Linked DNA regions of Mus musculus: all the other regions are linked to region 4. A link is a loop called in an ENCODE intact Hi-C map of the cell type or tissue named here. Cell type or tissue: heart. All regions are shown on one strand. Each heading gives the region's core, and the rest is flanking DNA. Links, peaks and the distances in the headings are about the cores only. Region 1 overlaps Ldb2 (LIM domain binding 2). Region 2 overlaps Ldb2 (LIM domain binding 2). Region 3 overlaps D5Ertd615e (DNA segment, Chr 5, ERATO Doi 615, expressed). Region 4 has its middle 32 kb from the start of Ldb2. Region 5 holds the start of Gm40296 (a long non-coding RNA gene).

Evidence for each region. A loop is a pair of places that touch in the nucleus more often than their neighbours do. Peaks named below come from ENCODE experiments on the same cell type or tissue, not always from the same donor. Only the 100,000 strongest peaks of a DNase experiment are listed, where the experiment ranks them.
Region 1: a loop joins it to region 4, with 2.0 times the contacts of the local background. A loop is called at or near these places in 3 of 42 quality-filtered maps.
Region 2: it touches region 4 in a loop (2.7-fold over the local background); 3 of 42 quality-filtered maps call a loop at or near these places.
Region 3: a loop joins it to region 4, with 4 times the contacts of the local background. A loop is called at or near these places in 2 of 42 quality-filtered maps.
Region 5: it touches region 4 in a loop (7-fold over the local background); 8 of 42 quality-filtered maps call a loop at or near these places.

The regions. Positions count from the first base shown.
Region 1 is chr5:44,492,448-44,497,447 of GRCm38, forward strand. All of the region lies in intron 5 of Ldb2 (LIM domain binding 2), which reads right to left. Among named protein-coding and RNA genes, the nearest start is that of Gm40297, 64 kb to the left of the region's middle. In heart, for the core only: no CTCF peak of the experiment used is centred there; DNase peaks (open chromatin) are centred at 1,804 and 2,854.
Region 2 is chr5:44,762,931-44,767,930 of GRCm38, forward strand. All of the region lies in intron 1 of Ldb2 (LIM domain binding 2), which reads right to left. Among named protein-coding and RNA genes, the nearest start is that of Ldb2, 34 kb to the right of the region's middle. In heart, for the core only: no CTCF peak of the experiment used is centred there; a DNase peak (open chromatin) is centred at 2,241.
Region 3 is chr5:45,275,676-45,282,023 of GRCm38, forward strand. The region is part of intron 4 of D5Ertd615e (DNA segment, Chr 5, ERATO Doi 615, expressed); the gene reads right to left. Among named protein-coding and RNA genes, the nearest start is that of Gm46912, 120 kb to the left of the region's middle. In heart, for the core only: a CTCF peak has its summit at 3,162 (motif pointing left); a DNase peak (open chromatin) is centred at 3,136; H3K4me3 peaks cover 951 bases; H3K27ac peaks cover 910 bases.
Region 4 is chr5:44,828,584-44,834,931 of GRCm38, forward strand. No RefSeq gene overlaps it. Among named protein-coding and RNA genes, the nearest start is that of Ldb2, 32 kb to the left of the region's middle. In heart, for the core only: a CTCF peak has its summit at 2,918 (motif pointing left); no DNase peak of the experiment used is centred there.
Region 5 is chr5:44,301,590-44,307,937 of GRCm38, forward strand. Gm40296 (a long non-coding RNA gene) reads left to right here and starts at 4,708. Exons shown (of 4, transcript XR_868403.3): 1 at 4,708-4,882. In heart, for the core only: a CTCF peak has its summit at 2,796 (motif pointing right); no DNase peak of the experiment used is centred there; H3K4me3 peaks cover 305 bases; H3K27me3 peaks cover 857 bases.

The sequences.
Region 1 (5,000 bases), core at 1-5,000, 340 kb before region 4:
AAGGAGGAAGTTAGAGCCGGGCAGGCCCCGTCTTCATCTTTCTTCCCTGCTGTCATTTGGAAACGTGCATCCTTTGTTGGCAGAGTTCCCCACCCATCCCAGAGTATTATGAGGCCTCAGGAGGAACTACAGATGTTTTCTTCTTTTCTGTCTCCCTTCTGCTCCCCTTGGGAGACCTTCTAGTCCTGTACTTCTCCATGTGGTCTCAGCTTTTCTCTTGCTCGGGGCATCAAGGTCACTGGGACCATTACAGAAGATCTATAGGTAATGTTGAAAATATTTCCTATTCAAGCCAGCCAATGGGTCCAATATTACTGGGGTGTCTTGATCCACACGTGACTTTATGGTTAACACCTATCTAACAAAGTCAACTCCTGGCATTGAATTCGTTGATGGTATAATAGAAAGCATAGCTTCTTGGTCCCAAACCCTACCCCGAGAAGGACCAAGAAGTGAGTATATTAGGTGGAGATAGTGATTTAGAGGTGTTTCAGGTGCTTTCTAGCTAGAAGGGTGTGATAATGCCTCAGCTATTCCCTCTTTCTAGACTTCTGTATTTGGAGGGAGTCTCAGAATCCCAAATCATTTTAAAACCTGAAACCATAGGTGATCAGATTCCAGTTATTACAGGAATCTCAAAGCCCAAACATGCCCAATCCTTTTAAATGGTAAGAACAGAGCACAAGGGATTTGGGAGACAGCCTGTTCTCACCATGCCCAGTGAGTGTCAGCCATGGCACTGTGGTCATGTCTCCTCTTACTCTACGTCTTTCCCTCGCCACTGCTCTGGGGAATGTGGTAAAGGTTTTCTTTCTTCAAATCAGACATTCACTTTTGTGAGGATGTGGTCTCTGGCCTTGTCCTTAGCTTTTAGGAACGGCTTGTAGCAAGTTACTCTCCTGTGCCTTTGGAACTTGTTGCCATCAGTGACATTTGCCTGCAGGTGCAGAGGAAACCTCCCAAGGCACGCAAGGTGCCAGCTCCTCCTCAGTGCCCCTTGCGACCAGAAGCAGAACCAAGTGGCCTAAGGCCTAACAAGAACCTGTTAAGTCATAGCTGAAAAAGTTTTGATTCGTCCAAAAACAGAAGAAATATTCCCATATCTCGTTTTCTTCTGGGGTTATCTGCATGATAAAGCCTCGCTTTGAAGGTCCAGGTATCCTTTAAATGACTGTTCCCATTTCTCCCCAGCAAGATGCTCTTAAAGCTTGACTTTACTCAATTTTGTTCGTGTGTGCTAGCAGAAGGACTTCCGAAACTGCCAGCTACTATTTTGGTGTATGTATGGTTGGGCGGGCTGGATTTGCCTTTCCCTTAAACAATGGGTGGGCTCTGGGAGCTCGGCCTTACTGTCTGTTCTTAAGATCAAAGCAATCAGGCTCCGAGAGATGAAGGTGATTCTCCATTCATACATGATCTTATTCTATCTACATCCATACATTCTCTCAGGCTATCTTCATGACAATGGCTATAGATCTGGATCTGTGCCCCTGCCCCAGCCCCCCCCCCCCACCCCGTTTCTCTGTTTTGTTTTTAGAGGTGTTAAGTACTTTGTCCCCAGAGTACTAACTAACCAGTCATGGAATCAGTGTGTGTTCAGCTCCTTTGGTCAACAGGCAGAAAAGCGCTCAGCAAACAGCAGGTGCTCACTAACAACCCATGGAACAAATGGGTTATCCTAAAGTTCCCGTTCTCTTTCCACTCCCCTCTGCTGCCGGCAAGTGGTTATCTCTTTCAAGCTGACTGAGAAGCAGGTGGCCAAGCCCTTTCTTCTTAGGGCAGCTTTGGGCCATTCTGGTTTCTGTTACCTCCCTGTAACCCCCCAGCTCACAACTGTATCTTTCGGAAACAGCTTAGGAAACAGCAATTTCCCAGCCCCTCGTTGCTGTCGATATGAAGCTGGAGAGTGATATTTCCTTTCCCTTAATTCCTCTGAAAGGCAAACAATGTTTTCCTCGGGAGTTCTGCGTCAGCTCCTGACTTTTGGTAAGCCAGCTGCACGCACCAGTCACATCTTCCCATACAGTGTGAGATCATATCGCCCTTGCTGGTCTTCATTGTGATTATGAAACACATCCCTTGTCACTCTTCACCTGTGTCCTTGGCAGCCTCCTCTGCTTCCCAAACACCATTTGTCTCCTTCAAGTTCTTCGGGGTCCCAAATCAATCATAGGTTTAGAGGATCGTCACCCACAGTTGAGGGCTGGCGGAGCTGAGCAGAGGAACAGACACTTTCAAATCAGGGGTGCGGTTTAGGAGCGCCCACAATCAAAACGAGTTTTGTCTAAAAACACTCAGGAGAGGACGTGGCAAGGTATCAGATGAGGAAGCACCCATATCCGTAGATTTTCACGGAGACTTTGTCGTTCAAACTAATGAGCAAATGGAGAATAAGACCTGTGATGAATGCAACTGAGTTCCATTTGGAATTAAAGCCTCTAATAAAAGCCTTTTTCTGTGGTTTCAATCTCCCTCACCACCATCGTCTTGAGCATTAAAAATAGATTTTTTTTTTAGACTGAGAGTTTTTTTGTTTTTTTTTTTTTTTCCTTAGTGGAGGGGTGGGGCAGGAATGGGCATTTTTCTTTACCTTTCTCTTTCCTTCCATTTTTTTTTCTCTTACTTTAAAATTGTGATAGGAATTAAGGTTTTGAAGGCACATAACAGATGATGGGTTTAGGGCTTCACCGTGTTCTCTCTAGGGACATACATACACTCGAGTGCCTCTTTACTGGGGCTCAATCACAAATGCAGTGTTTTCCACAGGATGCCATTTTTAGACTGAATTATAGGAAGTCTGCAGCACTAATAAATGGACAAGAAGCACTGAGTCACAGAATATGGTCCCGTGCCAAGGTGAAGGCCAGCTTGGCCTTTAGCCAGTGGACTGTAGATTGATGTTACAACAGCGAAAGTAAAACCAGTTGCTTACAAAGGAATGATCAATCAGCTGACAAAGGTCCAGGCATTTAGCCCCCACTCTTAAGTTCCACCTCTATTAATAGTAGCATATTTTGAACTTTATTGGTAGTCTTGGAGTCTCCTACTCTGAGGTGGGTTCATTGTGAGATTCTTAAAATCAGATGTAATTTGGGGAGGTGAACATTGGACAAATGTTGATCTTCCTGTCTCTCTAATGAGCGATGTCTATTTATTTGTCTCCATGACACAGTATACAGAGCAATAGTCACGAGGCTTCTTCAAACCCAGAGCTGTGGGTGTCTTCTTCAGATATGGTACTAACTTCCAGTAGCCCTGGATCCTGGGGCTGTGCAGTCGGCTTTCTCAGGTCCTCTCTGATTTGAGGAACTGTCATTCTTCTCCAGGACAAACTGATCTCCCTGTGTCATTTTGACCTGACTTAGATGGGAGCTACTTCCTAGGAGTTAGGAAGTTGAAAGCCAGTCAGTAGACTCTTGTTCCCACTATGGATGAACTCACAAGCTCAAGCAGCTGGGAGGATGGGGGAAGAAAAGGAACTTTGTGATGAAATTAGGGTGGCCATCATCATCCAATATCCTCAGAACAGTCCTTGACTGTAACTCACAGATCTGAAGATGGCCCTGAGATGCCTTCAAAAGGTCTTAGGCAGTCAATAGAGCACAATCAATATATTTGGAGTAAAACATGTTTTTAAAAATACCTTAGGAAACATTTCTTCTTATAATATTTTGTTAGTTTATTCTTGGATCTATTGGCTAGTGTCACAGAGTTCTAGATTTTGGAGAATTTCTAAACCATTGCTAATAAGCAGCACATTTTATATGTAGATTATGCCTGCAGCAGGCCAGGAAAGAGCCTGGGTTTTTGAGTCAGACCTAGATTTAAAGCTCACCTTGGGCCTACAGTGATGTGCCTCTCCTCAGGTTCAGTGTTGTCGGACTGAGTTAAAGCAGATGAGTTTGAAGAGCACACACACAGAGCATGATCAGTGTTCAAGGAAAGGAAGTGAATGTGTTCTATGGCTTGGCCATTGCACACAGTATACATACGTCAGGTTATCACAGCACATCACAGATGTATATCATCAACTTGCTTCAGTTTCTTACGTTAATAAAAACAAAATGTTATGATTAAAAAATGTTCGTGACACAAATAAAACTTCCGGCACAGTCCTCAGTTTGACTCTGAGCATCAGTTTAGTCTCTAGTCCATAAGCCTGAAACTTATAGGAGAGCAAGACAGACAGAGAAGGCCAGCTCTCTCATCACCTCTGGATCAGTAAGGCCAGACACCCTGTTGGTAGGTGGTCACTTAGGACGAGAACACACAGGCTTAATAACATTCCATTCAGGATTACAAGGAAGCTGCAATTCTTTTCAACTTGAAATTTTAATTAAATGTACTCAAAGGGAATGCAGATGAGGCCACCAAACAGGGTCATCCAATGGTTACTGGAGGCTCAAGCCAGCTGCAGAGCAAACCCCACTGAAGGGTAAAGCTTCTACGTATTGATAGTTCCAGCATTAATAATATTTCAAACCAGATTCATAATCATGTAATTATCAACACAATTCATATCACACAGCATGTGAGGGCTCTGAATTATTAATCACTCCAGTTCACTCTCCACACAGAGCACCAAGCGACAATTTCAACTCTCCAGCAAAATGAGTATAAACTCAGGGGTGGGAACATAGTGGAGAAGCAAGCCGAACACTCACTTAGTATCTGCCTGGGGACCATTAAATAACAATGAGTGCCCTGTCTACAGCACCTGTGGGGATGGCAGTTTTAAAGTCCAAGCTTGAGTGGACTTGGCTTGGCTCCCAAAGCCTGTGCAGGGCAAACTATGATTAATGTTCTTGAGGTGCTTTCTCAATCTCAGTCTCCATATGCACCCCAAGGGGCAGGGCGATGCTTTCATGTCAATGGGCAAGACACAGTAAGGATGGTCTTATAGTCCGTCTTACTCCAGTGTGGCATGCCTCCACAATTGGTATCATGTACCCACCTTAGGACGTCAGAGTGTCTTCACAGGACTCTTTTAGCGTTGGCCT
Region 2 (5,000 bases), core at 1-5,000, 66 kb before region 4:
AGAGAGAGAGAGAGAAAGCAAGCTAAAAGGTCATGAAGGAAGACATCATGTATGCATATCTAATGACAAGATTCATTGCAACAGACTTAGTCAGAAACACAACCTTGTACAAGGACCACTATAACTTTATTCAACAAACAAACAAAAGGAGAAGGACATATATAACCAATAGTCCAATCTAGTAACCAAGAGTAACCAAGGAATGTGTCTCCTTCAGTATTTGACCTTTCAAACTTTAAAATCCCTTGCCTCTCTGAGCTTTGGTGTACCATGATGCTAGGATTCTGGGTTGTGGTGCTCAATCTAAAAGACATCATCTTTGGAGAACCTCTTCCTGTGTTGGACTGACATAACTGACTCCTCTTAGAGTCTAACAACTTCCCCAGGTGTGTAGCTTGGTAACTACTCAGAAATAGTTGCTTTGGAGAAATGCTCACATTTATCCAGTGTTCTGATCACTGCCTTAATCCACTTCCTCCTTGGTCCTCCATGGTAAACACTACTGGTTTCTTTTCTTTACATATGAAGAAACTGAAGTCAGACAGGATGAGTAGCTCAGCCATGGTCACCCCACTACACACAATATTCCCTGTAGCACTGTTTTATGTAGCACAATTCCAGAAATGACCAAATGTTTAGGGACATTAAACCCTACACTTGAGTTGGTTGATGTCCTTATAAAGATGCCTCAAAATGAACCGCTGATTTTATCTTTGCATATTCAAAATTTTCAGACATTTTAAAAAGAAAGTCTCTCTGTCTCTGTTTCTCTGTATCTCTCTTTCTATCTCTCAAACTTTTGTTTACTGTGTCAGCCTGTCATGGTACCTTTTCTTTTTTACCTCATAGAACACTAACATTGTAATTGGCACGGCTTACAGACATGTACCAAGGGAACATATGGTATAGAACCTGGGATGTTGGAAGTCATAAGTGCTTCCTTGTTTTGTCCTCTATCCCTGTAGATCAGAAGGTACTTAGGGATTGCTCAGCAATGGGTCTTTTTACACTTTTACTCAGTGAACTCGGCCAGATCCATCATTACTGTTCCCATCCTGTCTCCAGACTGATATTTTTGAATCTACTTTTGCCAGCCTACAATATGTCTTCCCAAAGGTATCTAGAGCAAGGTGACATAGTTCCCCCTGTCCCAGGGACACAGAGGTTCTTGCAGTTCACCATGACAAACAAAGACATTTCCACTGCCTGTAAAACTTTGACATGGCTCTTCCCTCTGACAGGACATAAAAATGTTGGCCACACTCCTTTTGTGATGTCTATGGTCTAATGTCCCCTCACAGGCAAGGCGTTTTCTGACTTCACTATCTAAACAAGTAAAACACACACACACACACACACATACACACACACACACACAGAGGCACACACACAGACACACACACATGCACACACACATACATATACACATACACATACATGTACACACACATATACACACACATATACAAACACACACATATATATACACACATGCACTTACACACACACACAAACATACACACATCTCAGTCTATACTGATATGTGCCTCTTTCTGTTACTTCTCATACTCCTTGAGCATGTTGCTTGAGTACCATCTCTCTCCATTCTGCCCAGCCTAACATGATGTTCAGAATGTTGACTATTCAGTAAATATATTGATGATTGATGCAGCCTTCATTTACCACTGTCAGGCCTGCTACTATTAAAAGTGGCTATTGAGTACTGACACACAGCAAACAGTACCCAATATGTGACTGGCTAAACATTTGAGCAGCATATTCTCATACAAGCCCCATAATAGCCAATCAGATATGCATAACATCAATATGGTCCATGCACAACTGAGGAAACTGAGGCTCTATGGGAGGTTGCAGAACTCAGCCACTTTTGAGCTTTGCAGGATTATACATGAGCATATATAATGAAAGTGCAAAGTTCTTTGGTGGCTCTCAAATTGCTCTTTGCAGATAGTAACACATTGTGTGCACTGACTGCTCCCATAATGCACCGCACACCAGGCAAGAACTGACCTCACACTGAATGCCCCAAAGAATAAGTCTCTGAGCAGTTGGAGGAACAGTTCAGGAGGAAAGAGGACTTTGTGCCCACAAGGGACTTTCCTTAAACACAGCATGGAAAGGGCGTTTGCTGTGTCCACTTTCTGATCAGATAACAGTTTGACACTAATTCTTCTATTTTCCATGGGCACCAAAGCCAGTCCTGGACGTTATCGCCCATCGGTTATCTGTGTCGCCTGAAGGAACTCAGGCAAGGTACAGGAAAAAGGTGGGGGTATTGTTGTAGCTTCCTGCTGGCCTGCACACTGGCCTATTGTTGCTGTTATTTTTTTTAAGCTATCACATCACAATTATTTCGGCAACATCCTCTTTCCATCCTGAAACCAATACAGTATTTATTGAACTACACAAACTGCGTCAATGTGCAATTCTTTCTGCATTGTTGCATATTACTGCATATTCTTAACAATATGTTTCTACTGAATCCATTGAAAACTTTTGCTAATTGTAAAACTTTCTGGGGCAAATATAACGACTAATCTCTGTTTTATCTGTATAATAAATGATTACTTATTAAAACAATATTTTGGTAATTGCTTCATGAAATCAAATGGAACCTTGCTGAATTACCATACTTTTAAAGAAAGCTATCTCTTAGGATATTATTAAGCACAGAATTCTGCTATGGTTCACTGAAGCACTACCATGGTTTCATTCCCATTTTACAGACAAGGAAACTGAGCTTAGCATACTCTAGATGAATGATGAGTGTTGGATGTTCACTCTGTTGCTTAGAGGTCCCACTCCTGATTATACTACAGAAAATGCAAAGGGCCCGTTTTGGGACATTTTACCACTTGAACTTGTGTCCCAGCAGAATTCTTTGAGTGATGGGTATACAGAGCACGAGCTCCACAGAGGCCCTTGATTCTTTATGAACACCGCTGACAATACCAGCACACTCTATACCAGCTTGTTTCTACTCTCCCCTCCTCAGTATCTATGTGAGAGTGAGAGTGAGATGTGAACTACACTCTTTTTCTTTTGATGCTCACCAGTTGCTGGGGCTTTTCCTTGTACTCTCATTTTGGAGACAGTAACTGTGACTTGTCAAGAGCCACACACTCAGAGGCTTGCCACTGAGAACCTGAATACAGCGGAAGGGTTATCTACATTTTACTGAACACGTGAGAACCACAGAGGAAGAAGTCTCTCCCTGAGCTACACAGTCAGCTGGAGGCACACAAATTACTCAAAGTCTAAGTGAAGCAATATTTGTTGAGAACCTTACCATATTTCATGAAAAGGTAATTTCATGGAATACCAGAGATGTTGGTAATAAGGCAGGAGAATAACTGACGTTATGGGAGCTCTTCGAATTTGGTTAGGTGCTACGTAAAATCTTAAATGCAGCATTTTAAAAATATTTCTCTTTGTCTACAACTTCCTGACAAGAACTTATCTCATTAGACAGAGAATTCTTCTCAGAGTTTGATGAAGGGAGGACACAAAAGGCCTGCCCATTCCAAGAATGGCTCCTTAACTTCCAACGTTAGAATGAGCCGAATGTAGTTGTCTGAAGACATTACCTTCATATCCATGGATTGCTGAGGCAAACACAGAAAGATGGGCAGATTTTGGTGTCCTAGTAAAGAACTCTCCCATCGTCTGTGAGGACATTTCCTGCTACACTTCTGTACTTCAGAGCATGTAATTCTACGAAGCTCTCTAAGAGCGGTAGCACAAAAAAACACATTCAGCCCAAGTCAGAGCCCTGGTCTTCTAGGGAATAGTAGCAACGCTGTCACAAAGAACATTAAATGGCTCCCACAGCTGAGCTCATTGGATCTCTGGTTATCTGTGTTATATTCAGAAGTCCTTCTCTAACTGATCCATCTGGCCAAACGGAGGGAAATAGCAGTCTGTCATCTCTGAATGCTGATCCCCCGCATGATGGAGTAGTCTGTTCTGAAATGTCCACACTCATAAACAAGGCCTAAGGCTGCCACCCCATCAGCTGTGTGTCATGGGCAACTCAACGTCTCCATTGTTAGTTGGTTCTTCTATAAAAGCAGAGCAAAGCTGAACAAAAACAGCGATTTACCACAGTCACAGACTCTGTGACTTCTCCACAGTGTTCTGTGACTATTTCATTCAATGAGTACATACTCCAGGGCAGACTTTTTATAACACTGAAGTCACGTGGACAACCATCCACAGCTGAGAACTAAGACAGTGTTGATGAAATCATACTCATCAGCATGGTGTCCTGGGTGCTACCATAGGTCATGACCTCATGAGTCCATATATGTCCAGTAAAAAGGCTGGACACACAGGATGATTTTTACAGTTATGAGAAAAATGAAATTTACGTTATTTTCTAGGAGTCTTTACACAAGAAGGCCTTTGAACAAAGCAAGTATCTTTGTTAGGGTATGGAGAGCTACTCTCTGGCTAGAATATAAATATATAAAGAGCATATGTATGAAACTCGAGTGCTGGAATGTTTCTAAAAATATCCCTCCTACCTCCACATTCTTTCTATTGTCTTATTTCATCACCTGTACAGATGAAGAAAACTGGGTACAGTCCACAAAGGTATCAACAGAGGTATAAAAAGAATATGACTCTGAGTCATGGTCCAGCTAGCAACACTCTTAGTCATTGAAGTCATGTCTCTTCAGGACAGTTCCATAGACACTGAGTGGATTAATTCACTGCTGAAGGACTATCTTACATTCTGTCTGATGTTTATCAGCATCTCTAGCTTCTACTCATTGGATGTCCATAGCTCTTCCTATGGTTAGAACAAGCAAAATGCTGAGTGCCACCCCTCCCCCCAGCCATATGAGATCAAAGAATATACACTACAGAAGGGACAACAGCCCTCCATGCTGCTGAAAGCCAAAGCTTAGCTCCAGCCTCCTCCCTACTCCTTCAGTATTCCACTAGCCTCTAACCCACTTCTGCTAGTCATAGGT
Region 3 (6,348 bases), core at 593-5,592, 450 kb after region 4:
CTATTCTCCTCGTCTCTGTTTTTGTGCTGTGTACTCTTTTGTCCTCATGGGTCTGTAACACAATTTAAGGTATGTACCTCCGAGTAGTGCTTTCCAGTAAGGATTGGTTTATCAATTTACAGTCTTCTGTGTCTCCCTATAAGCTTTAGGATTGCTTTAGGAATTTTCTAGTTCTGTGGAGAACGCCATTACAGTTTTGATGGCCATCCCACTTAACCTCTATTTTAATATAACAATTTCTTTCAGTAACAGGGCCATTTTCACAATATTCATTTTGCCAATCCATGACTATGAGTGGTCTCTCTACTGTCTCATATCTTCTACACTTTGTTCTTCAGTGTCTTCGTGTCTTCACTGCAGAGGTCTTTCACCTCCTTGGCTAGGCTTATTTCCAGATTTCTGTTGCTTTATTTTCTGAAGCTATTGTGGATGAGGGTTTTTTCCCCCCTAATCAAGTTAATTCTGATGTATAGAAAAGCCAGGGGTGTTCATATGTTGATTTTGTATAATGCTACTTTGCTGAACATATCTATCATGTCTACCAGTTTTCTGGTGGAATATTTGGACTCTTCTCAGTATGGAACCATGTGGTTCACAAATAGGAATTATTTGGGTTCTTCCTTTTTTTAATTTGCATCTTTTTTTCTCTCTTGTCTTACTGCTGTAGCTTAGACCTCAAGTAGTGACAAGAGTGGAAAGCGAAGGCATCCTCATCCTAGTCCAGATTCTAGAAGAAATGCTTTCAGGTTTTCCCTACTTAGTACAATACTGGCTGTGTGTCTTTCATATGTAGCCTGTTTATATCGAGGTAGGTTCTATCCCCAGCTTCTTCACAGCTTTTATCATGGAAAGATGTTGAACTTTCTTGAATGCCTTTACCCTATGGATTGAGATTGTCATGTGGCTGCTATCCTTTTGTACTTACGGGTTGGATTGCAGTTATCAATTTGTATATGTTCAACCAACCTTGGACTGAAACCAACTTGGTCACAGTGTAGGATGTTCTTAATGTGTTCTTGAATTCAATTTGCAAGTATTTTATTGAGATTTTAAAAATATTTACCAGGGAAAATAATCTACAGTTTTCATTTTTTCTCTCTCTCTCTCTCTCTCTCTCTCTCTTTCTTTCTTCCTTTCTTTCTTTCTTTCTTTCTTTCTTTCTTTCTTTCTTTCTTTCTTTTTCTTTCCTCTTTCTTTCTTTCTTGTTTTGTTACCAAGTAATGTTGGCTCTGCAAAATGAGCTTGGTAGTGTTGAATGGTAGTATTTTAGTAGACAGATGAGTCCTAGAGGGACTAGGGTAGCAAAATCAAGCAGAAATAAAGTGTGAGATACAAATATAAGCCATTTGTAAAAAAAAATATTCTATCATGATTATTTGTATAATAATTGCCTAGTAGCCATATTTTCAAAAAGTAGCATAAGATTAACTTTTAAAAGGCACTTTATTCAAGCACATATTTGCAACCAATTACAACATAAACTTAGGATCTGTGTAAAAATTGCTGGAGATGTCCCATAGTGTTTTCGGGGCAGTCTGTTCTCAGTGCACCAGTAGCTATATTTTGAATGTTCTGTCGTTATACATGCTACCATCATGGACTGCAAAGTTCAAGGAATAGTACCTATCATAGTGTCACTAAGTCTGGATCACCTTACACTTCAACATTGCTACAACCTACCCATCACACCCTTAGGGAAATACCAGCATTATTCCATTTCACAGAAGATAGCAATATAAAAAAAGAGGTTAACCCCTTGAAAGTCCTGAGTGCACCCAGACGTAGTACGTTTCTGTAACTGTGCTGGACACATACCAGAGGGGATCGTGCACATAAACAGTATGGGTGTGAATGTACAGTTTAGGAAGAAACTGAAAAGACGCTGAAGTCTCCAGAGTCCCCAACAGTTTACCAGGGACTGGACTTGGAGGTTTGGAGGGGGCAAACAAGGAAAGCCCCCAAACAATGGCACAAACACTTTCCTTTTCTGTAAGCTGCTCCCCAACAGCAAACTGCAAAGGGGTACTGCAGATGACCCCTGAAGGGCACCTGGGGCATAGATATTTCACTTCTGTTGCAGAAGACCTCCATCTGAAGCAGCCCCTAGATAGGGTCTCTTTGACCAGCCTGGCAAAGTGGATTTCCCTCGTTTTGCAGACTCTTTATTGTCATTCTCTAAAAGTATTAGGAGAAGAGAGATGGGTGTAACAAAATTAACAGTAATTCAAGACCTGAAAGGGGACAGTGGGAGTTCCAAATCTGTCTCTATTAAGATCCTTCTGACGATGACTCCTCCTCCTTTTCCTCCTCCTCCTCCTCCTCCACTTAAGCTTCTCCCAGTTTAGCAGCCAGGAAGGCTAGTGAAAAAGACTGTTTACACAGCACTGCAGAAAGCTATTCTCATGCTCTGAGCAGGGTACTGCTCTTCTGGACAGGGTTACATTATGCGGAGCTTGTCAGCTCCAAGTGCAAAGACGCTTGGCCCTCTTTTGTTTATTTCTTGCTAGGTGATCCCTCACTGGATTCCACTGGGACTTTTGCGTCTTTCTCCGCTACATTTTCCTCATCAGCAGAGCTCATCAGGAAAACCCCCTACTCAGCGGGCTTCCGTGGGAATTCAATGCTCTCTGCCTTTGATGATTCCGAATTCTATGGGACAAACTACACTACCTCGGAGTCAGGTTTTATGCCACCCAGTTTAACCTTGCAGAACCGGTTTTTCAAGTCAAGGCACACCGAGTAATCAAAAGGCAGGACCAGCTGCATCTCCGATATTTGTCTAATTCTTTTCTGTTTTTCCTTTCCTTTCCTTTCCTTTCCTTTCCTTTCCTTTCCTTTCCTTTCCTTTCCTTTCCTTTCCTTTCCTTTTATTTTCTTTCTGTTCCCTTCTCTTCTCTTCTCTTCTCTTCTCTTCTCTTCTCTTCTCTTCTCTTCTCTTCTCTTTGGGGATGGGCATGGCTACCTTGCCACAGCCTAGGCTCTATACAGTCCTCTGCCACGTGCTTAAGAGCTGTTCAACACTAATGATGCGATCAAGTTTTCTGCCAAATTCTAGAACCAAAGGGAGAGACAAGAAAGAAAATTTCATCAACCGCCCCCAGAATCCATTCCCTGAGGCATTCTGCTGTCCTTATCAGCCAGTCTCGAGTCGCTAGCGACCCCAAGTGGCCAATTTAAAATAACAGTCCCATCATCGACCTCTTCGTTGCTACCACACACCCCTTCATTTTACAGAAAAGAAACACACTTCGAGGTTTTTATACTCCCAAATCTGGATAGAATTTTAAAACTGCAAAGATTGAAGAGTCGCTAATGCCACCTGGACTAGCCACCTCATTTTACCTTATTTTATTTTTGTAATTTGATCAAATTCAAGACTAAGACCTCACACCAGGTAGGTAAAGCTCACACCAGGAAGTTAAACACTAAGCAATGTCCCCAGACCTATCTTATGTCATAGGAAGCAGAGATTCAGACAGGTAAAAGTGTGTTCCATAGGTCACAGAGCACATTAGAGTCAATTTTAGGAATAGAAGAAATGGCTCCCAGAGACTTCATGCTTCTAGATCTTGGTTTCCTAACCAAGAGAAGAAGTCTTTTGTTTCTCCAAACCCCAAAAGAAGAGCTGTTAGGAGACAGCATGCTTTAACAGAGTCAAATTTCAGCCACATACACTCCTAATACACGCACATCCTCTCTTTTCCCTTCTACACTCACAACTGACCAGGAAACATGAAATTGAGTCCTGGCCAAAGAGTCAGGAGGACACTATATTTGGTAAACACAGACAAGAGTCTTATTCTTAGGGGCTGGCCTTTGAGTTAAGGGACAATTTAGATTAGATTTCTACCCTCATAACAGCACAGAGCAGACATTATTGTTCCTATTTTGCAAATAGGAAAACTAGAGCTCATGGGCATGAAGTTGCTTGTCTATAGTCAGGCAATGACTAAATTGTAAAACTTATTTGCATAGTTTTATTTATTAATGTCTCAATTTACCAGCCATCAAATGGCATAATAAAGTCAGTATCTAGAGTAAGAAGATATTAGTGTTCCAAGGGGTCCTTTGTAGAGACTGTCTTCAAACAAAATAAATACACAAGATAAAAATGACTGGTGTCACTTTCAGCAGGAAGACAGGACATAAAGTGAGGGATGGGTTTGCCATCCCACAGTCACACCTCTGACCCATAATTGTTCCTGTCTGAAAGAATTACAGGGATGGACATGGAGAGGAGCCTGAGGAAAAGAAGGTCCAGCGACAGGCCCAAAGTGGGATCCAGCTCAAGGGGAAGTCCCAAAGCCTGACACTATTACTGAGGCTATGGAGCGCTCACAAAAAGGAACCCATTATGACTGCCCTCTGAAAGACCCAACAAGCAGCTGAAAGAGTCAGATGTAGATATTTGCACCCAACCAATGAACAGAAGCAGCTGACCCCATTATTGAATTAGGGAAGGCTGAAAGAAGTTGAGGAGAAGGGTGATCCTGTAGGAGGACCAGCAGTCTCAATTAATTTGGTCCCCCAAGATCTCTCAAACACTGGACCACCAAACAGGCAGCATACAACAGCTGATATGAGGCCCCCAACACACATACAGTAGAGGCCTTCCAGGTCTGTATTCATTCAGAGATGATGCACTTAACCCTCAAGAATCTGGAGGCCCCTTGCCGGGCAGTGGTGGCACATGCCTTTAATCCCAGCACTTGGGAGGCAGAGGCAGGCGGATTTCTGAGTTCGAGGCCAGCCTGGTCTCCAGAGTGAGTTCCAGGACAGCCAGGGCTACACAGAGAAACCCTGTCTCGAAACCCCCTCCCAAAAAAATAATAATAATCTGGAGGTCCCAGGGAGTTTAAAGGTAAGGTGGGGTGGGGGTGGGAGCATACACATGGAGACAGGGTGTGGGGAGGAGGTGTGGGATGTGGAACAGTTGGAGGGTGAATGAGAGAGGGATAAAATATGGAGTGTACCCAAGGAGCTAAAGGGATCTTCAACCCTATAGGTGGAACAACATTATGAACTAACCAGTACCCCTGAGCTCTTGACTCTAGCTGCATATGTATCAAAAGATGGCCTAGTCGGCCATCACTGGAAAGAGAGGCCCATTGGACACGCAGACTTTGTGTGCCCCGGTACAGGGGGACGCCAGGGCCAAAGGGGGGGAGTGGGTGGGTAGGGGAGTGGGGGTGGGTGGGTAAGGGGGACTTTTGGTATAGCATTGGAAATGTAAATGAGCTAAATACCTAATAAAAAATGGAAAAAAATAAATAAATAAATAAAAACAAAAAACAAAACAAAAAAAAATATGGAGTGTAAAAAATAAATTAATTTAAAAAATGACTGGTGTCTTCCTGCATACATAGGATCAACACCCTACATCTACACATGCAAGTTGGTATGGATCACAATCTCAGGGAGGATGACTGGATCTGAAATGAACATGAATGAACTCTTTTTTATTGTGACTATTGCCTGAGCAACACAGTGCAGAAACCGACTACACTGTAGTTACACAGTAAGAGTAACAAGTGACTTAGAGGTGAGTTTAAATATATGGGAAGATGTGGGTGGTGACAAACATTGCACAATCTACAGATATGAATATCCACAGGGATCCTATCACTAACACCCTATGAATATACAAGGTGGATATACTGGGACAACAGAAGATGAACACCCATGCATCTAAATCGGGATTCCCTCAGTGTTTGCAGCATTAGGTCCTATTTCTATCTGTTTCTCTCTGTAACATGAGTTCTGGGGTTTGTTTCATTTAGGTTTGGTAGTCAGCATTGCCAAATTGCTATTGTTCAAACCATAGTCTGGTTCTTTTATTTTAAAAATATTTATGCATGTGTACTGAGGAGGGGGAGGTGAGTGCAGTGCCAAGGAAGGCTTCAGATCCCCTGAGATGGAATTACAGACCACCTGGCATGGGAACTGGGAATCCAACTCTGGCCTTCTACAAGCACAGTTTGTGCTGTTACCTACTGACCTGTATCTCTCAGGTACCTCAAAATGTGCTTCTTAGCTCAGGACCCTCTTCAGGAGAGAAGCAGAAATGAATCATTCAAACTTTGTCCCCAAACCACTTAAGGAGAGCCCTGGGGTCTCTATAAATTTTAAACATGGCACTCTAGACTAAAGTTAATTGTGTCTGTTGCCATTTTTTTTTTGCCACAACTAGAAGAGCTTCCAATTAGATGCAGTTGATTCTTAGCTCAAATAACACCATAGCTTCCAAAAGTCTCAAGAGAAGGAAGAAAAATTTGAAAATCCCTATACCAGCCCTAGGTATACATCCAAAGGACTTTGAACACACCACAGAGATCTCTGGGCCTCCAC
Region 4 (6,348 bases), core at 839-5,838:
TCCTTATCTCCAGTCATAACCCTAAATTCAATAAATACAAATAAATTTTCTTTAGGAAAGTCATCCTGTTGCCCAAGCTGCATTGTTTGTCTCTGCATTAATGCTGAACCAAAGGTTTTGTGGAGTGGAGTGTGGAAGAGAGACGGGGCTGGCAGGATTCTCTCCCAAGGATGCTATATAGAAACGGGCTTTTGTAGTGGTTCACGCTATGTGTCTGCCTTGCCAGTATGTCTGACCAAACATTCCTCTACATGTTTTTATGAAGGTGTTTGGGAAGACACCGACCTATATGTGAAAGGTCTTGATATGGAGTGTATCACAGTGACTCAGTACTGAAGGCTTGGGTTCCAGTCTGTAATGTTATTGAAACATGGCGCGATCTCTGGGAGAGGTCCTGGGAAGTCCTTAGTTCATTTAGACGTTTCTGAAGGGTAACTTGGGTATTCTTCCTCTTTCTCAGCTACGTCCTCTGTCTCCTCCATCTCCTTGGTCACAGCTATAAGGTGGGTGGCTATTCTTCACCTTTACTCCCTGTTATCTGCTACCTCATCACAAGCCCGGAAACATTAAACTTAACCAACCCTGCATAAAACCATCTACAACTATGAGTCCAACTTAAGGTTTTCTTCCTTAAAAATTGATTGTCTCAGCTGATTTGTTACAGTAACAAACAGCTGACTAACTGGAACAAAAAGCCTACACCTCTCCTCAAGTAAGAGAGAATTCTCCCATAGGCTTTTTTGAACATCATCGGCCAACAAGATCTGACAATATCCAGTCCCCACTGCTGTTTTTCTCTAGATCACCAGGTAATAGATATCTGTGACATCTTGAGTGAGATTGTTGTCCCCTTTGTTCTGAAGTCACTACCCTCATCTGCCTCCTGTTCCACACAGCTGTCCAAGGGGGCGGGGAGGTAGTACAGATGGGTAGTTTTCAAGGCTGATTATACTTACCTCATAATACAAGCACTCAGTACAGATGAACTCCCCAGTGTCTACATGAAAAGGTAAAATGCATTTCAGTATGCAAGCAAATGGCTGAAGTATGAATTGACACATTCCAAATATAAACCCTTTCACCTGTCAGAAATACATAGCCTATATGCATGCATTATTTTTGTGTGATTGGCATAAAAACGAGTAGCAATGCTTAATTGCATTAATTAGCAACTACACTTAATTATTTTCATTAGCAAAATATTCATTTTAAAATTTCTCCTCTTAAAAGCAAAACTTGAGGGTCATCATCCACTTTTCTACCTGGGAGAGTAGGTTACCTCCTCCCTCAGGTGGTGAGCAGCATTCATTTTCCCTTTGGAATGTTTATTATAGCCATATATATCCTAAGACAAGTTAAACATTGCAATACCCCTTTTATTAATATTGTAAATGGCTATGATATTGTCTTAGGATTTCACAGTATGTCAAGCTTCAGTAGTCAGCATGGTGAGTGACCCAGATCTTACCCAGCTACCTCTTGAGAGAATGAAGCTCTCTTGAGCCTCGGGTTTTGACTCCATCTTAGTCTGCCAGCCACTGAGGCCTCTACACAGACTCCTTGGTATCAATCCCTACCACATTCAAATTGAAGGTATACGTCCAATTTATTTTGCTATACATGAGTTTTGTTGCAATGATGTTTCCAGTTTTAAAATCAGACATTTTAGGCAGGTATGAGATAGTCCCACAAGTAAAGGCACTGCCACAACTCTTTTATCTACTTGAACCTAAATAAATGGCTCTTTAGAAGAAACCTAAGATAGTGAGAAAGCCAAACCATTATTGCAGTTCCAGGTTGCAATGTTTGCTGCAGCAGAGGTGGTGGCCAGAGGGTTCCTGCTTTGGATGCTATAGAGAGAATTCAAGGAGAAGCGTTTTATATGATTCTCTAGGTTCATGTGGTCACAATGAAACTCAGCAGAAAGTGATGTACCTACACCCATATCAGAAATGTGGCTGCCCATTTGATTTAAACCATTAAAATTAACAAAATCAAACCAGATCTTTGAACACATGTGAAAAGGGATCCTATCAGTCTAAAGGGGGCATTCACTACACAAGGACTGATTCCCACCTGACACTGCTTGAATGTGCCTGATCCATGTCAAAAGTTGCATGTATTAAGTCCTTTAGTCAGGAAGTGAGCACTCTTATGGCTCAGACAAGTTAAGTCATTTGCCTAAGTCACACAGCATGTGGTTAAGCCGCAGCTAGAACTCCCTCATGTTATTCTACCATCTTTAACCTTACAGAGTGTGCTGCAGGTCACTTTCAGTCAAGACAGTCACCAGAGCAGTGCTGGTGTGCACATCTGAGCATTGTAGTAAACAGGATGTCCCCAAACTGGTGTTTACATGGTAGTTCTCTTAACTATAAACACCATGCTTTATACCATTAAGCATTTTAGAATCTCTTCAGTTGTCATCTTTTATTGATGCTTTGCAACCAAACAAGTGACTGAGGAGGTTTGAAGTCTAGCATTATTAATTATAAGATGTCCCATAGTAACCATTTGATCCATTGTGATCTCTTCTGAACTAGCTGGAGGCTAGTGTCTCCTGTTAACATGGAAATGATAATAAAATATCCAAATCTCCAATGCCTGGGCCATATGCCAACCAGAAAGTTCTTCAGATCCCCTATTATATATGAGGTCTGCTTGGATACCTATTAATTGATCCACAGGACATATTCTTTTAAAGATTCTTCTGCTGCTACTGGAATAATATCAGAAATCTGTAAGAATCCAATTAGCGAGGCATCATTTCATAAAGTCACTGCCACTTTTCCTTAATCAGAGAAAGTCAATTTCCCTTTGGGACATTTCTTGAAGCAGGCTGTTCCCACTGTGAAGGTCATGGTAGAGGGGAGGGCTTGACTTGTGATTGCCCTGTCACCTTCTGTCTCCCTCTAGTGGCTGATTCAGGGACGGCATGCACACAAGTAGAAACCATGAATCTCACCTCAGGTACCCTTGTTTAAAACGCTCAAGGGTTTCCCATTACTTAGACTAATACCCATGATATACCTGGTTCAGGGAGGCCACGTGGATGCTGCTAGCTTCTATGAACACTTCAGTCTCTGATCCTCAAGACGCTCCCATTCATTTTGATTTTAGCCTCCACAACCTTGGTTTGTTTTTTTCCTCTCTGGATTATATCCTCCAGGGCTTTCTATTCCTAGCTTCTGGGTTTATAAAACACAGCCAACTAAGTTACAAGACAAGTGGAATACTGGTGAACATTCTTGTGAGTTTCACAAATCTGAACAAAAAGCATGTAGTACACACCTAGCACATAAGGAGACAATTGGCACAGCATTGCTTATGAAAATATGAAGAGCCCTCGGCTGTGGTGATCACGAACATGAAGTCAACATGGGATTTCCTCTTTCCTTCTCTCTCTCTCTCTCTCTCTCCCCCCTCTCTCTCTTTCTTTCTTCCTTTCTCTCTTTCCTTCTTACCTTTTATTATATTCAATAATATGAAGACCCACTATTGTCCTGAAAGAGAAGGAAAGTGGCTATGATCACTGATAGCAATTATTATATTATCATTATATCAAGAGAGGCTGGCAAAAGATCTTGCTGAGTAGAAGGACTCACCACCAACTCTGAGCACTAAGTTCATCCCTGAACCCTTATGGTGGAAGAAGAAAACCAACTCCTTCAGGTTGTCCCTTGCTTGCTACAAGGGAACCATGATACGTAAACACACACACACACACACACACACACACACACACACACACCAAACAAACAAATAAATTTTAAATAAAAAGTAATCAAAGAATAGAATGTTTTAAAAGGCAATATTCAATTTCTTAAAACAATATATGTGGGAACTGGAGACACATATTTGTTGGGTGCTGTATAGTACATGTGAGACCCTCTCTTTGAGTTCCTCTAACAGAGATCCAAAATAATTTATGACATATATTCTCAACAGTTTCCCAGTTTGGCATCTATAGTAATTGACCTTTCTCTGAATGCGGTGAGATTAAGTGCCTTTCATGTTAATTGCTCCTCTGTATATTTTTTTCATTTGGAACTTTCACTTGTATGCCCCTTGCTGGGTTTTCTACTGTACAAGTGTTCATTGAATAAGATTTGGAGTTGAAGAGAAACCCAAAGGCCACTAAGATACACTTCATCACTCAAGAGCTCCTAAACCCATTTACTGTCTCAAAAGCAGAGGTACTAACAGGGGCACCATCTTTCCTTGGCAACAGCCCCACCCCCAGGAATCTACACTCACTGCTTCATAAGCCTCTAAAATGGAGAAATAATTACATTGAGTTTCAAAAGTAGAACTCACTGTGCTTTTTTTTTTTTTCCAAATAGTAAGTGTTTACAGATCACCTGTATTTACTGGATACTGCTCTAGTCATCTGTCTTCTACTATTTTATTGGTTCTCTTTTTTTTAAAGATTTATTTAATATTCTATCTAAATACACTGTAGATGTCTTCAGACACACCAGAAGAGAGCATCATGTCTCATTACCAATAGTTGTGAGTCACCATGTGGTTGCTAGGATTTGAACTCAGGACCTTCTGAAGAGCAGTCAGTGCTCTTAACCACTGAGCCATCTCTCCAGCTCTCGTTGGTTCTTTCTTGTGAAATCGTGCAAACTCTGACAAATGCAGCAAATAGCTCGGGCTAATAACCACCAGAGACCACAACAAGTGCCCTCACTCATACTCTCCTTTGCTAGAGGAAAATTCTGTGATTAAACATATGTAGGACTGGAGAGGTGGCTAAGCAGTTAAGAGCATGTAGCATTCTTGCAAAAGACCTGAGTTTTGATTCTCAACACCTATTTTGGGCAGCTCACAACCATCTATAACTCCAGCTCCAGGGATAATGCAACACACTCTTCTGACATCCAAGGGCATACCCCCATACAGATGTATTTATACATGCATAATTAAAAATAAAATAAAATATATCTACATACACACACATATATGCACAATGTACATACATTTGAGACTTACTGAAAATACATATTTTCCATTTTTTTTATTAATTCTATTTTGTAACTTTCATTTTCTTTTCAGGAGAGTTTGAGGTCTTTTTGAGACAAGAACTCATATAACCCAGGCTAGCCCCAAGCTCCTAATACTCCTGCTTCCAATTCTCCAATGCTAAGGGTATTCATCACATGCCCCTGGGCCGGTCTTTATTTTCTACCATCCACTCTTCAGATAAATAATCTCAGTGAAGAAAAAAATTCCTTCAGTGATAGTTAGAATATTCCCAGTTTCCTTTTGGTATCATCTCCATCAGTTCGAAATCTCATGAATTAGATTCCCAGTCTTCCAGAAAGTCATAGATCCTGAATAATCATTTCTTCAGCTGAGAGTTCTGAAAGTGAGGAATCACCAATCTGATAGGCTTTCAATTTGGATTAAAAGGACTGAGTAAGAAAATCCCTCAGTACTTACGTTCACACTTAGTAAGTACCCTCAACGTCAGTTCATTTCATGTCTTTCTTCTCTACTTCTCTGCACACATGAGAAACTGCAATTAACCACTAGGGAGTCTATAAAAGCTATAACCGCACGCCCAGGAGTTGCCAGCTTCAAATATTTCATCCTGTTGCCAAATCTCACATGCTGATTTTGATTTAGGATTCATGACTTTCTGCAGGCCCCTGCTCTTTTTGTCATTTGATCATAATATCCGACATTTTGTAGCACCTGCTATGTGTTATCCAATTTTCTCAAATGAAAAATAGCTCTAAGACCTTGACACACCGTCATCCGTAGTTTCAAGCTTCCCTGGGAGCCAAAGCTTTGTGCCCTCAACTGGGCTGTTCTCTGTCCTCTGGTGGACAGACAGCCTTGGTTAAATAGAAGGGCAGATGTGTTTTTCAGGACCAGTGATATTTAAGAGTCAGTGTCAACAGGAAGGAAAGGTGCTAAGTACGTTTTATAAATTGAATGAAAGTTGATAAAAATGCTACTAAAACAGAGGAGTCATAAACTTTTCATGCTAACACTCACTTAGGAAAAATATTTAATGAAATATTAGTAAATGAGATCTAACATTACATTAAATAAATACATGCTACAATCTTATGTGTTTGTTTGAGGAGTGCAAAGCTACTTAAATCTGAGGAGTTGGATTCATAGAACTGACAATATGAGTAGGTCCAAAGAGAAAAACTGTATGACAATTTTCAAATTCTTATATGCATATATTTATATTCATAAAATGTATTAAAATAAGAGTTCATAGCTGGCATGGTGGCACATGCCTTTAATCCCAGCACTTGGGAGGCACAGGCAGGAGGATTTCTGAGTTTGAGGAGAGCCTGGTCTACAGAGTGAGTGCCAGTACAG
Region 5 (6,348 bases), core at 617-5,616, 530 kb before region 4:
TTTGGGAATATTGTAATTCTAAGAGCTGATATCTTTTTTTGTTTTGTTGTTTTGATCTTTGGTTTCTGTTGTCCTATCTGGTTCCTAGGCGAGTGTGGTGTGTGTGTATTTATTGCCTGGTAGGAAATCTTCAGAGGAGGTGTTGTCACTTGGAGTTCTGGGTAAAATGTGTTTTTAGTGGACCCTTATAGAAGGGAACAGGCTGGGGTTGTGCCTTAGGGGGTCCACAGGAGGGAAGAAAGCAGGAAGTTCTACCAGATTCTGTTTGGTTCCATGGGAACCCGGGCAAAGAGTAAGGAGATGCCACATCGGGTGCTGGGGATGAGACTGGGCATTGGATGTGGAGGGGAGGAGGGAGAGTGAAGAACTTAAGCCTGCCCACCTGATTTGATGACTTTCTTGCTTCTCTGTTAGACTTGGCAGGCAGGATCCCAGACAACGCCTGCTGGTGTTGGGGGCCGAGATAGCAGGACCAGTGGAGAAAAAAGTTAGTGGAGAAGATTTTCATGATCTATTGGATATCGGGGTGGAGTAGAAGGGAGGATGCAGCAGGAGGCTTGCTGTAGAGATGGAGTGAAACTGGAGAGCTGGGAATGAAAGAGAGGAGGAAGAGGAAGAGAGAGAGGGGGTGGGAGAGATTGGTGAAGATCTGTAGTTAGTCTGCCTGCTTCTCTGGCTTGAGTGGCCTGCAGGTTCCCAAGGAATACCTGCTAGAGTTGGGGGTTGGGATAAAGCATTAGGTGTGAGGCAGTTTGGAGGGGAAGGTGTGTGTGATATACTGGAGACAGGGTAGAAGAGCAGGGGAGAGGGAGGCTGCAGCAGGCTGTCTGCAGCCAAGCTATAGATGAGACAGGAGAATTGGATTTGAAGGAGTGGAGGCAGAGGTGAAGATGAGCAGTTCCTTGTTTTCAAATGCTAACTCTAATCTCTCTGAATTTGATTTTCGCTGGATACCAGGACAGTGCAGATGTAATTAATAAAGATGAGGTTGTACTGGACAATGTGGGCTGCTGTCATATGGAGTCTTGGTACTTCTCTAAGAGAAGGAATAGGCTGTATACCTGGTGGTGGCATAGTCCTAACCTGAGCACTTATATGACTGAGTCTAGGGCCAGCCTGGGCTACCTAGTGAGGTTGTCTTTTAAAAAGAAACCACAAACAAAGGTTTAAATTTTATGATTGAAAAGGAAAGAAAAAGTGAAATTAATGAAACGTTTTAATAATTGTACAAAATCTTACTCGCCAGCTTTAGCAATATTAACAAGCTGTATACAATCTGAAGTGTTTCTTTATATCAGTCATAATAAACTTGACCATAAAATGGAAGATGGAGAACATCCTAGTCACAGTAAGTCATATTTAAGATCTACTTAAACAGAGGGCATGTAAGAACTTCTGTACCTGGTCCTGAGGATGGAGCCTGGGTCCTCACACGTGTTAAGCTGTATCCCTTATCTACATTAGAGCTTTACAGAGAGCACCCTAAAGCTTTAGGAAGGAAATAGACAAAGACTTGAAAATGTGAATATGATATTGCTATCATGAGGCGAATGCAAAAACTATAATGGCTTCAACTTAATAAAACTTGTAAGTTAATTCAGATTCAAAAAAGTTCAAGATGATTTGTTGCTAGTTAACACACATTTTCCAATTAGTGGCTAATGTTAAAAGTCCATGGATAGTTAAATTAACTTTTAAAGAGAGCAGCACATAAGGGGGATTCTTGAGTAGATACGAAGGGTCTCTATGGAGCCCTGAACACTCAGTCCAGGCTGTCACAGCACTGTTCACCTATAGCAACAAAGTTTTGAGTTATGAGAGAGAATTCACGTACACTAAGGGGCTCAATATCTGACAGAAGCGGCAAGACTCACTAGTGGGTACAGACAGATCTTGAGAAGTGGATACTGGGGAAAGAGCTTATACGATTCAAAAAGTGGAGCAAGAACGCTATCTCAGACCACAAGCAAAGGGAGGATTGTTTTCATTATCAGAAACCATACTGTGAATCATAAAAGTAGGCGTTAGCGAAAACAATAGACTTTTAAAAATGGAATTCAAAACGCAGTGAGCAGCATGTTAATAATACACAACAAACTGCTGTGAACCAGCAAGCAAAAGGTAAGAAAATAGACTCAATCAAAAGATTCAAGGAAGAGACCTGAAAAACAAGAACAGCCCAATCATTTAATATAACATATATATATATAAAGACAATATCTCAAGGTATAGCCCTGCTAGCCAGGAACTTGCCATATAAACCAGGCTTGTCCAATACCCACAGAGATCTTTCTACTTCTGCTTCCTGGGTGTTGTGATTAAAGGTGTGTGCCATTATGGCCAGTTTTTTTTTTTTTTTTTAATGTGTGTGTGTGTGTGTGTGTGTGTGTGTGTGTGTATGTATGTATGCCTGAGTGTCTGCATATGCGTCACCGGTGTGCAATGCTCAAAGAAAGTGGAAGAGTCTGGAATATAAAAATCTGTAGAGAGGAGAAGAAACAGGAAGCATGGGATGATAAAGCAAGGAGCACACCTCAGGAGTTACATAAAGCAGATTTGGTGATGGGAGCTAGAAAGAACCAGTTAAGAAGAAAGAAAGAAAACATCATAAATGTTTTAAAGCAAAGAGAAGAAAATTATCCAACAAGTGGGGTGACTGGCAGCCATGCTTAGGGAAGATCAGGACGCCAGGAGCTCCTGTACTTTGCCAAGGGGGCTCACCTGCCCAGGATCAGAAGGTCGGCTTGATTTACGATGAAAACGGGCTCTGTTTAAGAACAGGCCACAAGATGGCGCTGTGAGCCAGTAAGAATATTCACCCATTCCAGGAGCCCACCAGTGTTTACCTTTTCATGGCTTTCTTTATTCTTTGCTAATATACTGCAGCCGGATCGCAGGCAATGTTTGTCTATTAAAAATGTTGGCATTTGGAAATAACATTCCCAATCTTCATGATTCCTGCTTACTTTTCGTATAATCCTCAGGAGACGTTGGAAAAACCTTCCTTCTAATCCCCGTTCTAACACAGGAAGCCAGCTCTAATTCCTAATTTACTAAAAGCACTCATAAAACTGTGTAGAGTCACTGCTGGCATTTGCTAGTCCTTGTGGACTTCCAGGTGGGAAAATATAGGGGGATATAAAGAGAAGGAGAGGAGAAGGGTCTAAGACTGGTCAGGAAAGCCAAGAATACAAGCCACGATCACAGAACACAGGAACGAAGGAGTGGGAATATCCATATAAGGACTGTGTTTCTTGCAGGGTAAAACAAACAAACAAACAAACAAACAAGCAAGCAAACAAACAAACAACTTGTTACCCGGAAGTCTGTAGTCACTGAACTTTTCACAGAAACCTGCACTATCTAATGTTGTCACGCATGAAGAACAGCAGATGGTTTAAAGGAGCCATCAAAAACCGATGATTGAAAACGCCAATTTTGATCACAGGAAGTCAGATATGGTTTAAAGGGCATTTGGCACCTAAGGTGCTCTGCTTTCTTCTGCATCCCTTTTGATTTCCTGAAGTCTCCTGTGTGTCAGTGGTATAAGCAACCCCACAACACACCAGGACAGAGAGACACAGACAGACTCAGAGAAACGTTGAAGGCTACAAAGCAAGTCACAAGTGCAATGGCAGGTGACTAGGGTTTTATCTGCAAAATGGGGTCAAGACACCCACCACTGTAGAGACATACTAAACGTTACCACACAGCCAATGCAGAGTCAGTAAATGCTGGCAAGGCTAATTATTTGGTAACAGTATCTTCTTCTAATAATGTATATGTTGAGTCTTCGGTTGCAGCAACAAAGGTTAATTTTTAATGTAACCAATAACGATCTGATAAATCACTTTCCTGATTTCAACAAATTCATTGTCCATTGTCTTTGTTGAGAAAACAATTGCATGAGCACAGCATAGCTTCAGTACTAGCAGAAAGCATAACGTGGCTGGGGGAATGATGGAGAGTCTTACAGACCCACCTTGGGTCCATAGAGCCAGGGAAAATGGGTACCTTTGGCTGACAATCCTTGTCAGAGAAGATACAATTATCCGAGGAGAATACCAGAGTGTTACTTTAGAATTTTATTGCCAGCCCTAGAAAGATCCAAATGCTCGTTCATAAGAAGTTCCTAGGATGAAGGAAACCTGGAATAGCACTTAGACAATCTTTGTGGGTTGTTCTTTAGGATACTATGTGCCAGACACTGTTACATTTCTTCATTTGTCTCTCCTTAGAGCCATAGCTTGTTAGATTCTTGCTTTCTCTTTTAAAAATATTATGATCATCATCATTATTGTATTGATGTGACCAATCTGCTGTGACCAATACTCAAGAGAACAATTTAAAAGGAGAAAAGATTTTTGTCTCAAAGTTTCAGAGAGCTCACTCCATGGTGATCTGGCTCCATTGGATTTGGGCTGTGGTGGGAAAGAGAATCATGGTAGAAGACTATGGAGAAGCAGAGCTGTTCAGCTCATGGTAGTCAGAAAGGGGAGAGGAAATTGGTGGGTGGTAGAGGGAGAGACAGAGAGAGAGAGATAAAACAGAAAGGTGCTAGTGGGCTTCTTCTACCTTATCCTTTTTGTCTGTGCTGGTGATCAAACCCAAGATCTCACACACCACAGGCAGGCATTTTATCGCTGAGCCCCAGCCCTTCTTGTTCTTTCATTCTATTTAGGCCTTCAGCCCAGTGGATGGTGCTATCAACATTCAGGGCTGACACTCCTTCCTTGGCTAATCATCTTTGGAAATGTTCTTATCCCACTCCACTCCTCCTTATCAACAGCAGAGATGTTTTCAACTGTGCTACTCAATAAAATCACATTGAAGATCAAGGTTAACCATCACCTCTTTGAAGGAAGTGGAACCACTGTCTAAGGTAAGGAGGCAGGTCGCCGAGGCATGCTGGACCAGAGTGTCAGGACAGAATAGAAATCTCTATACCTATACCTATATATATACCTATATTTATAGGTATATACCTATACTTATAGGTATAGCTATAGGTATGCAGGCGTGTGTGTGTGTGTGTGTGTGTGTGTGTGTGTGTGTGTGTGTGTATTGAATCAAGAGAGTTAATCTCAGATAGAAGCATTTTGGGAAAAATGGCAGTTGCAGGTGACTCCACCGAGTAGTGTCTGGAACTTAGTCACAGGCCCAACAGCATGCACATCTCTCATTATCTGATGACCTTCCTGCCATGCATGTACTTCAGGATTTGTAAAAGTGTGCAGGTCATTATCACGGCTGTCATTTGACCTTGAGCTGGCTCATTCTAGGAGGGCATCTCTATCTAGTGCCTTGTTGCAGTTTCCAAGGACCAATCTAGTTTCCACGTGCTTGAACCATTTCTTTCTCTTCTTCCTCTTTTTTTTCCCCTTAGATATCAGCTAATAGCACGTGCCTTGGAACTCCAGCACAACATAAAGTCTTTGTCGAGGCACAAAGGTTGGGTCTCCCTCCCCTCCTCCCTGTGCTTCTTGCCCATCCTGCTCAGCCTCTGAAACTGCCTCCAAGAAATTGGCTACAGGACCCAGGCGTCATGTCTGAGCTATTTATCAGTGAGAAGGTGAGGGCAGCTAATCAAACAGCTAAGAAAGGAGTTGGGAGATTCTTCATGCCTACAAAAGGTCCTTTAGTACTAGCACCAGTTTGGGAAGCCTTGGAGCCTTAGGTTCAGTTTACTATTCAAAGCCTCCTCAGTGCCCCCACGGAAAAACCAGCCCTGCAGGCAGACAACACAGTCTACTCGCCCCGCCCTGTCCCGCCCCGCCCTGTCCCGCCCCGCCCCCTGCCCCGCCCTCTCCAACCCCCTCCTGTAGCCTTCAAACACGTTTCTCTCCAAGATGCCAGGGAAGCAAGGCCACACAGCAGCCACAGGTTATCTTATCTTCTGGGAGAATAAATGAAAACCTGTTTTCAGCAAGCAGCTTTTCAAGAAGGCGGAGTCGTCCTAAGCACTGACTGACTTCTGGATGCATTCTGGCTCTGATAATTCCAGAATATCGCCAGGGCACCTCCTCCACTGTGCGCTCCTTGTTGGAATATACGTTGTCTTTACAAGGCACAAATAGTTGAACTGCATAATGTAACCCGATGTTCTGACAACCTCACTTATACTCAGGCTAAATTTAAAGGTCACCACGCAGAGAAATAATGGCAAGGGAATGAAAGGGCCTTAAACATGGATCTCACAGACATTTCCTCATTTTGAGAGTTTTATACCATAAAATAGAGGCACAATTGCATGTGATCTTAAAAAAATATTTATAACTGGAGAACCCATTTCTTGGGACTACAGCAGCTTTTTATAAAATGCCATTATGCCTCAGTGTGAAGTGGCCC